2 separate regions of the Homo sapiens genome follow, and region 1 is linked to region 2. The links are chromatin loops, found by intact Hi-C in ENCODE. Cell type or tissue: PC-3. All regions are shown on one strand. Links, peaks and the distances in the headings refer to the core of each region. The heading gives the core; the rest is flanking DNA.

Region 1 (7,779 bases), core at 3,227-5,726, 480 kb before region 2:
CGTTTTGATTATAGTCATTCTAGTGGCTGTGAGTGGCATTATATTTTCTTTTTCCTTAATGCCAACAAACTGAAGAAGTGAGATTTCAATGTGGCTTTGACTTGTATTTCGAAGAAATAATTTCCTTTAAACTTTTAGGATTCAGGCATTTATTTGAAAACTACAATCTACTTTGCTACGCTGATGTAAACACACTATCTTTCTGTCCTCTGGGTAGTTAGTTTGGCTATAATGGAATGAATCTTAACAGTGTTTTCCTCTCTCCTTCCTTTTCTTCTATTTCTGATGACCAGATGCTGACAAAGCTGCTTTCCTCATGGGCATTAACTCCTCTGAGTTGGTAAAGTGCTTGATCCATCCTAGAATCAAAGTTGGTAACGAATATGTTACCAGAGGTCAAACTATAGAACAGGTAAGGTGATATTTCAAGAGCATTATTATTCTATGATCTTCCAATAATTGTATATATATTGTACTGTATATTTTTCAACTACTAAGGATGTTTGCAATAATGAAAGCTTCTATAAATAAGCAAAAAAGAGCTCTTGGGATGACTATTCCAAATGTTTTTACTTGTGATGCACACCACAGTAAATGCTCTTGTCTGAAACATACATTTTGAAAGTTTTCCCTTAGGTAGCAAGTATCTTTGCAGATGCAGACAAACCCTCCACTTGTTGTGATCAACATCTTTGTCATCCAGCGAGGAAGCTTTCAAAGCTGTTCATTCCTAACATGGATAAAATTGGCAAATTGGCATGCTTCACGTATTTGGCATATTGGCTCCTTTGGCATAAAAGACACATGGTGACACGTTAGTTGAGAAACAGTTTTAGGACATATGCTAAAAATCAATATTTGAAAGGAGGTGTGTGTTGAAAACAGAAATGAGAGATGGAACGCCATGCAGATTTTGTTTAGCATCCAGGAGAATGTTATAGTAGAGAATAACAAATTCTTTGAGGCTTTGCCTTAATGCAGTAAATATTCCCAGGGCCACTGGGTAATGAGACCATCTAAGCATGCTAGTATGTTTCAAAAATAATAATTTATATCTGTAGTGTGTAAGGGAAAATATGAGATAAGCTGGGCTGCAGTAATGCACACACACTAAAATCTCAGTGACAACAAAATATTTCTTACATCAAGTGCAATACAGAGTATACAGCCTTCTCTGTTTTGTAGTTCTATGTAGTTCTTTGTAGTTCTATGCCATCTGGGACACACGGCCTCCCAAGTGACTGCACAAGGAGAAAAGATCATTTGCAGAGAAAGTACAACCACCTTTAACTGCTTGGGCTAGAAGTAATATCACTTTCACTAACAGTCCATTGGTAAGAATTAGTAAAATAATACCTTTAGCTACAGAAAGGGGCTGAGAAATGTAGCCTTTCTGGAAAGAGGAAGTGGTGTCACACATAGTATGGATAAAGCATTCACAGTATTATTGCCTTCTATTCTTACAATAATACTCAGAGCTAAGTAGGGCAGAAATGCATAATTTATGTTTTTCCTAGTTGAGGAAACTGAGTCAAAGAGAATGTTAAGTAACATTCCAAAGGATATATAGCTAGTACTCAGGTGATACTGATTGTCTTACTCAGTATACACCCTAACTCTGAAAAAGAGATAGACAAATGTACAAATTTGTAATATAAGACAGTCATCTTATATATGATGACTAGAATAGATGTGTTTCCCTTGGTATATTAAGGTAACTGATGTGTCTGTGTTATTTAAAACATTTAAATGACTGATCAAAATCAATTTATTAATTTAGCTTACTCTATAAATGGATAATTCTACCTCTACTATAATACTAACTATACTATATTGAAATAATCTGCTTAGATTTTTGTCTTCTAACCTCTTTGAAGCATGAACTGTGTCTAATTCATCTTAGTACTCCAAGCATCTAAAACAATGCCCTGTAAGCCGTAAGTGCTCCACGCATGTTAAAATAGACTACATTGAGCTAAACTTGAATCACGATCAGCAGGACACATAACTGAGCTATTTCTTGGCAGGGGGTTAGAGTTGTTCAGCAGTTTCATACCTTCTTAGACATTCACCACAACATGCATGCATGACATGCTATGTTTATAGAACAGGGTTTTTCTCTGTATAAAACTAATGAGCCCAAATAGCAAGAAGAGCAGATTTGGAATGTTTCTAATATAAAGAAATGATCAGTGTTTGAGGTATAGATGTGCTGATAACCCTGATTTGATCATTACCACATTGTATACATGTATCAAAATATCATTCTGTACCTCATAAATATATATAATTATTTATCAATTAAAATAATAATAAAAACAAAAAAAAGCAAAAATAAAAAATAAAAAAAAAAATAAGGAGCCCCTAGGAGGGCTGAGAACAAGTCTTCAGCTCTCTAATATTGTGTTCTGAGGAATTAAAGACACAATATTATAGTAAGGACTCCAGCCTTTACTATAATAGGACCAGTGAAACAAGCTAATATATTATTATTCAACATTAAAATAAAAAATCCTCCTCCTCTCGCTCTCTCTCTCTCTCCTGGAGACATAGTAAGAAAGCATGCTCTAAGGCTTTTTTTTTTCCCTTAGGAATTTTTCTGATTTTATAGAGACAATTGCCATTGCTAAAAATAGAGACATGTATGCTCTGTTGATGACAATTGCAAAAGATGGGAAAAATTTTTGCAACGTTAACATTCTATACAAAATTTAGTTCTAGCTATAATGCTAACTAACTCTGATACCTTGGTTAATTGTCTTCATCTCTCTGAGCCCCACAGTGAAGTGGTTGAACAACTTTGTATTTCTCAATGGTAATTGGCATTTAAGATGGGACAGTTCTTTATGGATGAGAGTGTCCTGCACACTGTAGATGTTTGGGATTCCTGGCCCCCAGGTAACTGAATGCCAGTAGCATTCTTAGTCACTGTGACAACCAGAAAATGCCACTTGCATTTCTAAATGCATTCCTCCTTTGAGGAGATACCATCCCAAGGTGAAAGCTGCTATATATGACTATCAAGAACTAAGGATCTTCAGGTCTAGTATTTTATGATTCCATGATATTTCTAACTATGTCACCTAGAAATAAGTTACTTTATGATTAATAATAAAATAATAATAATGTCCACTGAGTACTAACTATAGGTGATGTACTAAGTGCTTTGTATGGATTATCTCATTTAATCGAATAACAAGCCTATGAAGTAGGTCTTGTTATTTCTATTTTACAGCTACAGATAGTGACCCTTAGAAAGATTAACCACTCAAGGTGACACAACTAGTAAGTAAATACTGGGGTGAGGATGAGAAAGTGATAAAAGCAGAAAAGGGGTGGAAAAGGGAGGATTAACATTTATTGGATACTAAGCGTCAAATATGCTGTCAGTTTATATCCTCTGTCTCACTGGATATCTCACAACAACCCTGAGCTACACATATTTCATTATTATTATTTTACAGATGAGAAAGAGAGGGATCAACATAGTTAAAAATTTTGGCTGGGCACGGTGGCTCACGCCCATAATTCCAGCACTTTGGGAGGCCGAGGCGGGTGGATCACCTGAGGTCAGGAGTTTGAGACCAGCCTGGCCAACATGGTGAAACCTTGTCTCTACTAAAAATACAAAAAATTAGCCGGGCATTGTGGTGTGTGCTTGTAATCCCAGCCACTTGGGAGGCTGAGGCAAGAGAATCGTTTGAACCTTGGAGGCGGAGGTTGCAGTGAGCTGAGATCGTGCCATTGTACTCCAGCCTGGGCAACAGAGCAACACTCTGTCTCAAAAACAAACAAAAAAGATTAACTATTTGACTTTGTTATTTTTTTTCTGTTGTTGTTTTCTATATGCACTATTGCCCCCCAGTAACCAAAGCCTTCTGTGAGGTTATTTTAAAAAGAGCTAAGAAATGGGTGCATTTAACCCTTGAAAAGTGGAAATATAGATTTAGCCACCTCATTTCCTCTCCATTGGACAGAAAATGATGAAAATGATTAATTAGTGAGCAACATATTGATCTGTTTCATGAATTCATTCAGCAGACCTTTACCATCCATTTATCCTACTGCCTACATTTCCAGGCTTTCTTCTTGTGTTTCTCCACTACTTGCCACACCTGACCTAACAGTGTCTCTCCCACTCCCACTTCTCAAGTATTTAGGGAATTAAAAGGGGGTGAGCAAGTTAGTCATGTTCTTTTTAAAGTTTCAGAGTGACTGCTGTAGACAGAGTGATTTCTTCAGTGTTACAGAGGATGAAAATCATTCTTGATGCTTTATTTGTACGTGTGTGCTCTTGATGCTGATAATAAAAAACTGTGATGCCATCCGGCTTATGGATTACTGTGGAAATGACTCAAGATAACTGATCAGGGAGTGGGTGACTCATAACTAAATCACCACCAGACACCAACTGGCTCCTGCTGTGTGCTCTCTCCTGGGCAGAAGGATGGATGTGATAGGTCTATTTTAAATGTTAAGTGATTGGAGCACGTTCTGTTTCCAGGCTTGGAGAATGGCCAGCTAAAATTCTCCCTTCCTTGGAGTATGTCAGAAACCTGCTACTACAGCAGCGCTATTGGAGTTATGGAAGTAGGATCTGCATTTGTAGAGCATCATCCAGGCACAAAGGTTGGCGCTCTCCCCAGTAGGTTACTTTAGAACCTTTTCCACACCCCTCCAGGGAAGGAAAAGGCAGCCTCAGTTTTACAGCAGGAGAATCTGAGTCAGAATGATTCACAAATGGCTATTCTCTGTCCAGGTTGTTGAGAGCAAAACTGGGAACTAATATAATAAAGAGTTGGAAGCTAAGGCTAGGAAGATCCTTTAAGAGTGTTTTTCAGATGAAGATGTTGCTTTCCAGAAAGGTTAGATCACTTGCCAAAGGTTACACAATTTATAGCAGCTACAGCAGTGGCAGAACAAGGGTTAGGGATTATAAATTTCTAATGTACTATACCACTACTTTTCAAACTATTGTGCATAGTATTACAAATATTCTGAATCTTATTAAGATGGTAAGGAAGACTTCATTCAGGACTGCTGCAATAGATATATTGCAACAGGGGAGAGATACTGGGCTCAGCTGCAAGTAAAACAAGGATAAGTGGGGATTTACAGCCCAAGACCAGAAGGAGGGGATCAGTGGATGGAAAATTACTAACAGGGGGTAGGAGGATTTTTTTAAATTGACCTAACAGGATTCTTGCTAAAGGCAGGCCAAGAACATATACATCAAAGGTGAGGGATAAGGAATTTAATCAGAGATCAAGGGTGAGTGATTCAGCAGACTTCTTCCTGCAGCTGGGCTAGACAGGCTGAAGACAGGACAGGTAAGGTGGAGGCAAGGGGTCAGAGGATCCTCATTAAAGTTTGGTCAAGGAGAGAGTCTTTGTCAATAGGAATCAGCTGGGGATTGTTAGCTTACAGATTCTGATTCAGTAGGTCTGGGACTGGGCCTGAGAGTTTGCATTTTTAACAAACTCTTAGGTGGTGCTGCTGCTGGTCTTAGGATCACACTTTGAATAGCAAGGCTTTGGGACACATCACCACACCATACCCCGGGATAGTTAGTCCTTTAATAATAGGAACATGATTCCTCTCATCTGTGTTTTCATAAAGAGGCACCAGGCTAGCTTACTCCTTTCTCCTACCCATCTCCTTTCCTCCTTTTTCTTCCCTTCCTCTCCCCTTCATTTTCCCCCTCCCTCCCTCCCTTCTTTCCTTCCTTCCTTCCTCCCTCCCTCCCTTCCTTCCTCTTTCTCCTTTTCTTTCTTTCTTTCTTTTTCTCTCTCTCTCTCTTTCTTTTCTTCCTTTTCTCATTGTATTCAGCAGAATGTTGGAAGCACAGAAGGTCAATAAAGACATCCTAATTTGACTAGAAGGCAGTTGCTGATAGAGAATGCCCGGGATTAAAATGAACACTTCAGTCAGATGAAGGAGTGTTTTCAATGTGATTTCTAGGTAACCTGTGCTGTCGGTGCCCTGTCCAAGTCAATGTATGAAAGGATGTTTAAGTGGCTAGTGGCACGGATCAACAGGGCCCTGGATGCCAAGCTGTCAAGGCAGTTCTTCATTGGCATTCTTGACATCACTGGTTTTGAAATCCTTGAGGTAAGTGTATCTGGTAAGAAGGAAGTCAATGCATATTTATAAGAAGATTAGAAAACGTTACTTGAAGATGGGAAAATATGGTCAAAGCATGGGGATCATTCTATGCAAACCTTAAGGGCTACCTTGTTTGGAAAAGAGCTATAATTAATATCAATAATAATTATTGTTATACTTAATGGTATTAAGTATTTATTGATTTCTTAATTCTGGCTTACATAAAGGTAAATGGAGGTAAAGGAATTAATTATGATTTTAAATTTTAATACCATTAAGTGCTATATTATTGTAATAATCTTTAGAAAATTGTACTTAATGATATTACAATTCAAAATTACAATTAATTAAGTTAATTGAGCATTTGTTACTTGTTGGGTCTATTTCTGATCATATAATAATGGTTATGGTTTTTTCTTTACTGGACATTCTTGAAAGTGGACCTCAATTTTATTTTTATCTCTTCTTCTTACCTATTCATATCCTTGAAGTATAATAGCCTTGAGCAACTTTGCATTAATTTTACCAATGAAAAATTACAACAATTCTTCAATTGGCACATGTTTGTTCTGGAGCAAGAGGAATATAAGAAAGAAAGCATTGAATGGGTGTCTATTGGCTTTGGTCTGGATTTGCAAGCTTGCATAGATCTCATTGAGAAGGTAATATATGTTTTTCTCTTTGTCCATTTTCATTTCGGGAGAATTGTCCCTGCCTGCTATGTTGATCCATGTCAGGACTTAGGCCCTATCAGAGGATGGGAAATGGGGGCGGAAAGCCCTGCACATTTTATCTTAATGGTGTTTGTGTGCATCACCTGTGGCATCCAAACGAAACTCTCTTGTCAGTTGCCCCACTCCATCATCTCTAATGCAGGCTTTCACTGCACATTTGATGCTAATGCATGGCCTCCACTGTTAACGTGAGCGGAAACTTGTTGAGTTTAAAAATGGTCATGCTCTTGACTGGAAAAACACAGAGCTAAAAATATGAGCACTGTAGGGCCTAACTGATTAACATAAGGTGAATGAGTAGACCCAGAGCAGCTTAACAAAATTTGGCAAATTAGCATGCAAACAAACAACTGCCATCAATCCTCAAGGCCACTACCTTGCAGGATGTAGTTTGTTCATTTAATTGGACAAGTACCAGTTAGTTTAAGTAATTTATGACAATACTTCATGGCTTATTAGTAAATTAGCTGCAGTGTACAGTTTCTGAATTTGGTGATGTCCCAATACTCTGAAATCTTTCTGCATGTTCTGGGAAAGATGAGCAAGGTTTGCTGGGGGATTACGTATGGTCCTTTCTGTGGCTTTCTCCATGGGAGCAAGCATGGCGGCATGTTAGCAGTTACATGCCTCTTGGGCCTCGCCATAATCGTGGATTGCAGTGAATCTTCAAGATGGATCTGGGCAGTCTGAAGCCTTTCATTTCCTGAATACTCTAGCTATGCTGTCACAGTTGATTCTCAACAATCCTGCTAGGAAGGAGCTAGGGCAACTGACCTCTCCCTGTCCTTTGCAAGCCCTGGGTTTTATCAATCCGTGTCCTATCAATTTCATTTATTAGGCTTTAGATCTTCTTGAAAATAACTATTATTTCCAACAGGAGTAGATATCCCGTTGATTTTATTTATTTTATAACAAGTGAACTTCCTGGGGGAAAGACAGG
Region 2 (7,779 bases), core at 2,943-5,442:
ACCATGTCTAACTCATTAGGTTGTTGTCAGAATTAAATGAAGTCATACATGTAATGCATTAAGCGTAGTGCTTGGTTCTCAATAAGCATTTAATAATGGTATTTTGAAAAATTACCATTATTGTTGCTATTGTAAGATATCACAAGGAAAGAAAAGGATGCATAGAAGTAGATTGGAGGTCATGAACACAAACTTAGAGTCATTCTAGGTTGCCCAAATCTAGCTCCACCAACTTCTGTGTTAGGCTGAGTGTGGCGCCTGTGGGAGCCCAGAGTCCCTGACTTGGTGGTTTGCCTAAAATCATCTCAGTCCCTATTCTGCCACCCTCTGTGGCCTGGCTCAGGAAGAGGAGGTCAGGGAGGGGAGCAGGTGGCCTAGGGTCCAGCACAGGGATGGGAAGTCTGAAAAGAGAAAGGCAACCAGACTATTCATTATTTGGCTTTGCAAATCTACCTCTACACTGGCCGCTGGGCACTGCAGTGGAATTAAATTAGAGAAAACAGTTCATTTGTAAAAGGCTGAAGTGCCTGTGACAAGCAGGCTCTGCTGAGTGCTATAAAGTGACTCTTGAATGGGATTTATAAAAGGACAAGAGAACCCAGGTCACCTGGGAGATAATGGGTCCGCGGGGACCTCTTTCCTCCCCAAGGGAAAGGCAAAATCACAGCTCTGGATCTCGTTTCCTTGACCCTCTTGAAACTCGGCATGCTGCTTTTCTAAATCTGTTTCCTCCTTGAAATTGGACAGGGCTGCCACCTACCACCTATTTTGTTTGGACAACATATATAACCTCTCTGGACCTCAGGTAGCTCAACTAAAAACTGGACTCATCATACATACTTGGAAGTTTACATTCTGAACAAGAAATTCATTCAATGATTGAATTAAATTCAGTGAAATGAGAGCGTGTATGTCATGTAACACCCATCTCATGATGAAAACTCCTGAAGCGCTATCCTTCTGCTGGATCTGGACTTTTCTTCAACAGAATAGTCTCTTGCTTTGACATCAGAAGGGATCTTCAGTGGGGAGCAAGGGAAGTGCAGTTCGCTTGATTAAAAGCCGCTCATAGGGAAGGAACTGGTTTGTCCTGCTCTGTCTGGTGGCTCCCTATAAACAAAGCCTTTCTACGGTGAAGACACCATGTTGGTCTCAAGAACTGAGTTCAATAAGGACATGGCTGAAATTGCAGTAAGGGGGGACAAAAGCTGCTGCCGTCTGAAAGGCCCATCAGACCCCATCCACCCCAACCCTGTATGCCCAGGAAGACGTTCCTTTAATGACTGCTCACTAGGCGATTACTAGGAATTAATTCAGTAGAGAAGATAATCAATAGATGGCCCACTGAGTGTGGTCCATTAAAGCAGAACTGCTCTTCTCTTCAGGTGTGATAAATAGTGCATTTAAAGTGTTCGATACCATAATAAAGGTCGTAATTAAGTGAGGCAACTTGGCATCTTAATAACTGCATGCTTGTAAAGATTTAAACTTCAGACCCAGACACAGAGTAACATTCATAATCCCTCGAATGGGTTTCCTTTCTAGAAGAGAGAAATTAATGTCTGACTCTTCTCCTGAGAAGCTGACAAGGCAGATCTGTCCCCAGATCTTTATGGAGTTAAGAGTAAGAGGTGACTTTGAGCACCTGCCACTGAGTCTTTAGTTCTCGTGTTTCCTTGCTAGCTTAATTATTACCGTATTCCTAGTGGAAAGAAGAAGGCAGGAGCAGGAGCAAAAAGAGAGGCCTGGGGGAATGCAGTTCAGGGAGCCGGTAGCCCCAGCAGTGTGCAAATCACTTAGCCAATATACAAATGACTTTGCAGAAGTACAGTGAGGCTTCCCAGACCAAATCATCTCCATTTGTTTCTTATTATTAAAAGGGAAGCACTTTCTGCCATCACTGGTTCTTTCGCCCTCCCCTATCCTTTGCACAATTTACATACACATACACAGACAACATGCACACACACTTAAAATTCAATGTTTTCCTTTCCCTGTAGACTTTTAGTAAATTAAAAAAAAAAACAAAACCATAAACTTCAGATATCTTATAATTACAAATCTTCCATTCAGCAGTTTGCAAAACAGATGCATTTTGTTAATTTTCATCCCATCTGGATGACATGTAGAAGTTGCTGGACATTTGAAAATGGATGTTGACATCGTCAAACATCCCCCAAGACTTAGGATTGTGAGCCTAAGGAAAGACTCAGCAAAGGAAAGAAAGAAAATGTGTTCATTCTAACAGGTCTTTGTTTAAGTGCACACTACTTTTGATCATAATCTGTGGACAATGTTTACGGAAAAATCATATGCTAATCAAATGGTTTAGTCCTGGGAAACTTTAAAGCCCTATAGACAAGCAAAGAGCCTGCCCAAGTACAACTGAACTCTCTCTCTGCCACCCAGCCCCAATTCAATCACAATGCTAGTGTGACCTCCAATTGCTGATATTCCAAATTCTGAATATTATATTTAGAGATCTCTAGTGGAGATCACAGATTTCAAAAGAGTGAAACAAAATGTGGAGACCATAAGGAACATTGTAAAGCTTAATACTGTTACCAAAGTTCAGCTTCGTATTAGGTGAAAATATCATATAGGGCTCGGTTCTTCTCTGTCTGTGAGGCAAACAGGGCTGCCCCAAGATGCAGGGGAAAGCAGAGCTTTCTTGCAGCTTCTCCTTCTCTGAGTTGAGCCTGGAAGAGGAAATTTTAAGTGTAACTAAGGGGGAATGGGCCAGCCCTGCTTACACATGGCAGTGGTAAACAGAGTAAGCTCTGCACTTTACATAAATGCTCAAATCCTGCACTTTTATATAAAATGTATTGACTGACCAGCATATATTGGACACTTAACTATTTAGAATTTTTTAAAAAAGAAAAACCAAAAAAAGATGCTTCTGGCAGGGCTGCCTTTATGCAAAGTATTAAAAGTGACTCATCTGGATTATGGCTTTTTCTAACCCCACCCTTCCGTGTTTGCCTTTCCTTTTGCTGAGCAAAACTTTATGCCAGGCAGGGCTCACTGCTAGTGAGGGGAATTTGGGCACGGTTCCAGGCCCCACTTGTTCCCTTGTCTTGAGCATCCTTGCAGTGATCCTTACAGTGATTTGGACTTGCCAGAGTTGCATCGGGATTGGCAGGAGAGTGCCCAGGGCTGCAGCGATGCATGTGGAGCACTGTGAGTGGAACTGGAGTTGGTCTGGCAGGCCTGGTTCAAAGTGCAGAGGTGAGAGGCAGCATCAAAATCATGTAGGAATCCCCTAAGCATTGACATACGTTGTCCCACCCAGCATCTCTGCAGGTAGAGCCCAGGCAAGCATAGAGCTGCAGGGGATGTGTTAATATTGTCAGTCCTGGAGTGTGAGGACATGGCTAGGAAGGTTTAGGGATTGGGCATTGCAGATCCTGCAGCCTCAGCTGCTAGAAGAGGCCCCAGAAGGTGGTCACCATTGTCTGGAGTCTTCTTCTGCCTTTAAGGTCAGAGCAGCTGGGGGAACTTTCCCAATCCTAGTCTCACCAGGCTTCTTCACCACCTAGGTTGAGCAGATAAGAATCCAGGCTCCTGGTGACCTTCATTCATTCAACATATAATTACCAAGGGCTTTGCATGTGCCAGGCACTGTGTTAGGCACTGGGGAGACAGTGCTGAGCAAGAAAGATGTCATGTCTGCTTCATGAAGCTTAACCCTAGCAGAGGGACCCTAAAAAGATATATAAGTAGTCATTACTTTTACCTGAATAACTAGACGAAGTGCAACACCATCATCCTCCAAGGTCTTGGCCAGGCACAAATCTCTTGACACCTTTTCTAAAGGAATTCAGACTTAGTTTGTAGATGGAAATGTATGTGTAGAGTCAAAGGGAGTTGAAAGACCATCTGGTACCCCTGCCTCTAGCTCACAGATGAGTACATTGACATACAGAGCCATGAGGAAACTTGCCATGGTCACATGGCTTATTGGGCCCACAAATAGATTTGAGAATGTATTCCCAACCACATACAAGATGCAAATGTGTATCCTAACATACTCTAATTATAAAACATGCATAATTATATTAGTGAATAGCAGGAAGTATAGGGGTAGAAAGTCCCAAATCACAGTAACCGTATTTTTGATTTTGGAATGCATTTCTGCATAACATATGAACCTGAATACGCCTGAAGTCCTGGGAATTCCCTTCAAACAAAGTGATGAAACTGCACAATAATGACCTGACTCAAGAGTTGCCGGGAAGCTGTCCAATATTTCCACGCTGGCTCTTGCTCAATTCTTCTGTGAAGTCTGTGCCTTCCGGTGAAAGTAGATTTCTAGGTCTTAGAGAATGATAGAAGGCCTCTCCTCTGCCCCACCTCTTTCATGCCTTTCATGTAGGCAAAGTAGACAGGGAGGGTGTTTTCTCCCAATCAAGCTATAATCAAACTGACTTAGAAGAAGCTATTAATGGTGAGTATCTGGATTGTTGCCAAAACAAGTATCTATTGTACTTTGTGAGGACTTCACCTCCTGTCCAGGAGGCCTGATTTTATCGGGCAGTCTGGGAAATCCCTTGGAGAGCTGGTCTGCTGCTTACAATAGAAAATTTCATAACGCTTCCCCTTGATGGTTTCCAGAGACCACACATTACTCTGGGTAGTTCTATAAACATACGTTTTTAAAGATGATTTAAGCTGAGCATTGGCAGGCCTGTTTGAAGGTTATTTTAATGGTAGTAGTAGAATTGGAAGATGTATTAATAACAATCCCAGTGAAGCTGATGCTGATGGGAATGATTTAAACATTTAAATTGTTTAGGTTGTAAGAAAATGTGTATTTTAAAAAATGTGTGAATTTGGTTGATTTCACTCTGTAGTCACCCTCTGGCTCAGTCTAATAGGGCAACCTGACCTCACAGCTTCACTCCATCGAAAGTGATTCTGACCCTGATGAAAATGAGGTTCTTGGAACAGGATGATCTGACGGGACAAGTTAGGCTTCTATTCCCTGTGTTATCTGGAATCCCATTGGTTGCTCAGATACTTCACTGGCATTAAGGGAATTCACTTAAGCAAGCCAGCCTCTTACTGTTTTTTCTTCCCAATCTCTTAGGGACCAGTTGGTGATCAAGAGGGTGTGGCCATAAACTTTTGCATGAGAGCAGCTTCTCCATTGGGTACTATTTACTCCCTTGCTTGCGTCCACGTTGCTTAATGGCAAATAGCTACACTGAAAAGAATCTTGCAGCAAAGGCAGGGGCGCACAAACTCCAATTAGAAATATGAAAGATTTTTAAATGGGTAAAAAGGATCACTGAGTGTCTTGTCTAGGGGTCATGTCTAACTTTCATTGTCTCTGAGCTATTTTACAACTCTGTAAGTTATGGAAAACTGATCATGCAAAATATTCTTATCCATAGAAAGGAAAGCAGTGAATTGTGTCTGCTGAAATGCAATTGATTATTGCTCTGAGGATATTCATCAGTTTTTCACCTATTCATTTCAGCATTCCTGCATATATATGTGCTTCTTCTTGGAACCAGCTGTAACATCTTACTGCTTCCTCATTAGCTAGAGTCAAATAAATAAAACCTTATTTATAAATATAAATATAAAATGAATAAATGAATAACATTTATTCATTTTATATTTGTCTGAGTGTCACAATTTAAACTACCCAAAAATATTAGTGTTTAAAGTATGTGTAAGCTGTGTCTCATGCAATACAGCTGCGGAAATATTTTTTAATATGGATTGTGATGATTATGAAGTAGGAAGTTGTAGCAAGTTCACCTCTATAAACCACCTAAAATGATGGTAGAGAACACTCAGTAAAATAACTGAAATATTTAATAAAAAGGGTCTGTCAAGCCTTGGACTCCAACATACAGAGAAAGTGGGTGAAGTATTTGTGTCAGGGGATCAAGAGGGTGGACCCCTCACTCTGGTGGGAGCTTCTGGTCATCACTTCCATGTCGTAACCACACCCAGTTGAGTGAAAACGAGACAGCCCGACATGAGGCAGCCGTAGGACCCACTTCCTGTTATTATGTGATGATTAACTGGTGCCTGCCTAAGATCCCAAAGCTACAAAAGGCCTGTCATGCTACCCAGAGGAGGCTCCTTTGTTGGTCAAAAATAAATAAGCCAAGACCCAGTGTAGAGAGAGGTAGAGGTAGCATGATGACCTGACAGGGTATAGTTTCCTTTCTTCCCTGTCATCTCATCTCTACATTTACCAGTACTATAAAAATGAGGAGGAGAAGAAGTGCAACATGCACACAACCTAGAGATGCTATAAGCTATTGCATTTATTTTTGGTTTGTTCTTACCTGACTTTCAGAAAAATCTATTCACTATGGGGAAAATTGAAGAATTGTCACTTTCAAGTTTAATGTTAATCCAAAGCAGACATTATTCTTTACACAAAAGAAAAAGGATTACCAAACTGTAGGATCCTATTTTCATTTAAATATATATATATATACACACACATATATATACACATATATACACATATATATACATATATACACATATATATACATATATACACATATATATATATACATATATACACACATATATATGTAATGTCTGGCAGAATATATGCAAAAAATTATCTTGGTAAATTGCAGGCAATTTTTTATTGATTTTATTTTTTGCTAACTGATTTTTTAAAATTTCTTGTAATAGATCTGAATTATAAAATGAGGAAAAAATTAAAAACAGATAAACTTAATTTAATCCTCAAGTCTATTAGGTAGGGTCTTTAAGTTAACAAGAAAGAGACCTACATGGGTTACCTTCATGGATGGGCTTTAAAAAAAAAATAGAAAACTGAAAACCCAAAAGGGACATCACAGCAATTTGTGTTATCAGCTGAATTGTCATCACTCCAGACCCAGAGTTTCTAAGACTGGGGTGTAGGGAACATCTCCCTGACAATTCGCTCAGTTAGACAGTAAAATCTTTAGGGAGCTGCATCCTAGAGAAATGATCGATGTTATGACTTAGAGTTCATCATAGGGCCATGATTTTTAAACAATAGGGAATTCTTTTCAGACTGTATTCGGCCTTCAAGTTGCTCTCTTCTGGCCAGTGAAGGAGGAGGTATCAAAACCTTTCACATGTTGCCAAATTCAGATAGCTGAAGCTCAGAGACAGAGAGACTGAGAACTTTTTGCAATTAATATAAAAATTCCTAGAGCTTCTGGATAGCTGAATATGTGGAGGTTCCTGGCAGGTGGTGGACCCAGGGAAGGCATGGAAGCTCCACACCTCTCCCCTGTACCTCGCCCTATGCATCTCTTCATGTGTATCTTTGTAGCATCCTTTATAGTAAAATGGTGAATGTAAAAAAAATATATATATAAACATATTTATTTTATATATAATATAAATTCCTGGAATTGACCAATGGAAATGACCAATTTGAAACAAACTGAATGAAAATACAAAAGGATTAGCAAAAGATAGAGAATCAGGATGACAATCCCTAAGAAAAGATAGGAAAAGAGATGTTTTACTATTTCTTAGGAGGAAGGGATTGGGTTTAAACATCAAAACCACACTGCATATTTTATATTGAATGGTCCATAACTGAGTCTCCAGGAAGGGCTTACAGTCTATACAAGTTGAAACTTCAAGGATGTCTACTAGGCCTGTGGGCAAACTTCAAGCCATCATTCGGATACCAAGGGGCCTCGCGGCATGGAAAATTGACTGGGCATTTTGAGGATGACCACTGAACCCTGGCTCTAAAATGCCTAAGCCAGAGGAAAACAAAGTTTACCTCTA

The links. Hi-C counts contacts between places; a loop is a spot of excess contacts. Peaks named below come from ENCODE experiments on the same cell type or tissue, not always from the same donor. Only the 100,000 strongest peaks of a DNase experiment are listed, where the experiment ranks them.
Region 1: it touches region 2 in a loop (3-fold over the local background); 1 of 110 quality-filtered maps calls a loop at or near these places.

Annotation. Positions count from the first base shown.
Region 1 is chr3:108,469,030-108,476,808 of GRCh38, reverse strand. MYH15 (myosin heavy chain 15) reads left to right here. Exons shown (of 41, transcript NM_014981.3): 12 at 294-412; 13 at 5,962-6,111; 14 at 6,597-6,767. Among named protein-coding and RNA genes, the nearest start is that of MYH15, 38 kb to the left of the region's middle. In PC-3, for the core only: no CTCF peak of the experiment used is centred there; DNase peaks (open chromatin) are centred at 4,398, 4,678 and 5,328; H3K4me3 peaks cover 1,493 bases; H3K27ac peaks cover 2,500 bases.
Region 2 is chr3:107,983,919-107,991,697 of GRCh38, reverse strand. No RefSeq gene overlaps it. Among named protein-coding and RNA genes, the nearest start is that of CD47, 100 kb to the left of the region's middle. RefSeq lists an enhancer at 5,906-5,965. In PC-3, for the core only: no CTCF peak of the experiment used is centred there; DNase peaks (open chromatin) are centred at 3,007 and 4,257; H3K4me3 peaks cover 308 bases; H3K27ac peaks cover 2,500 bases.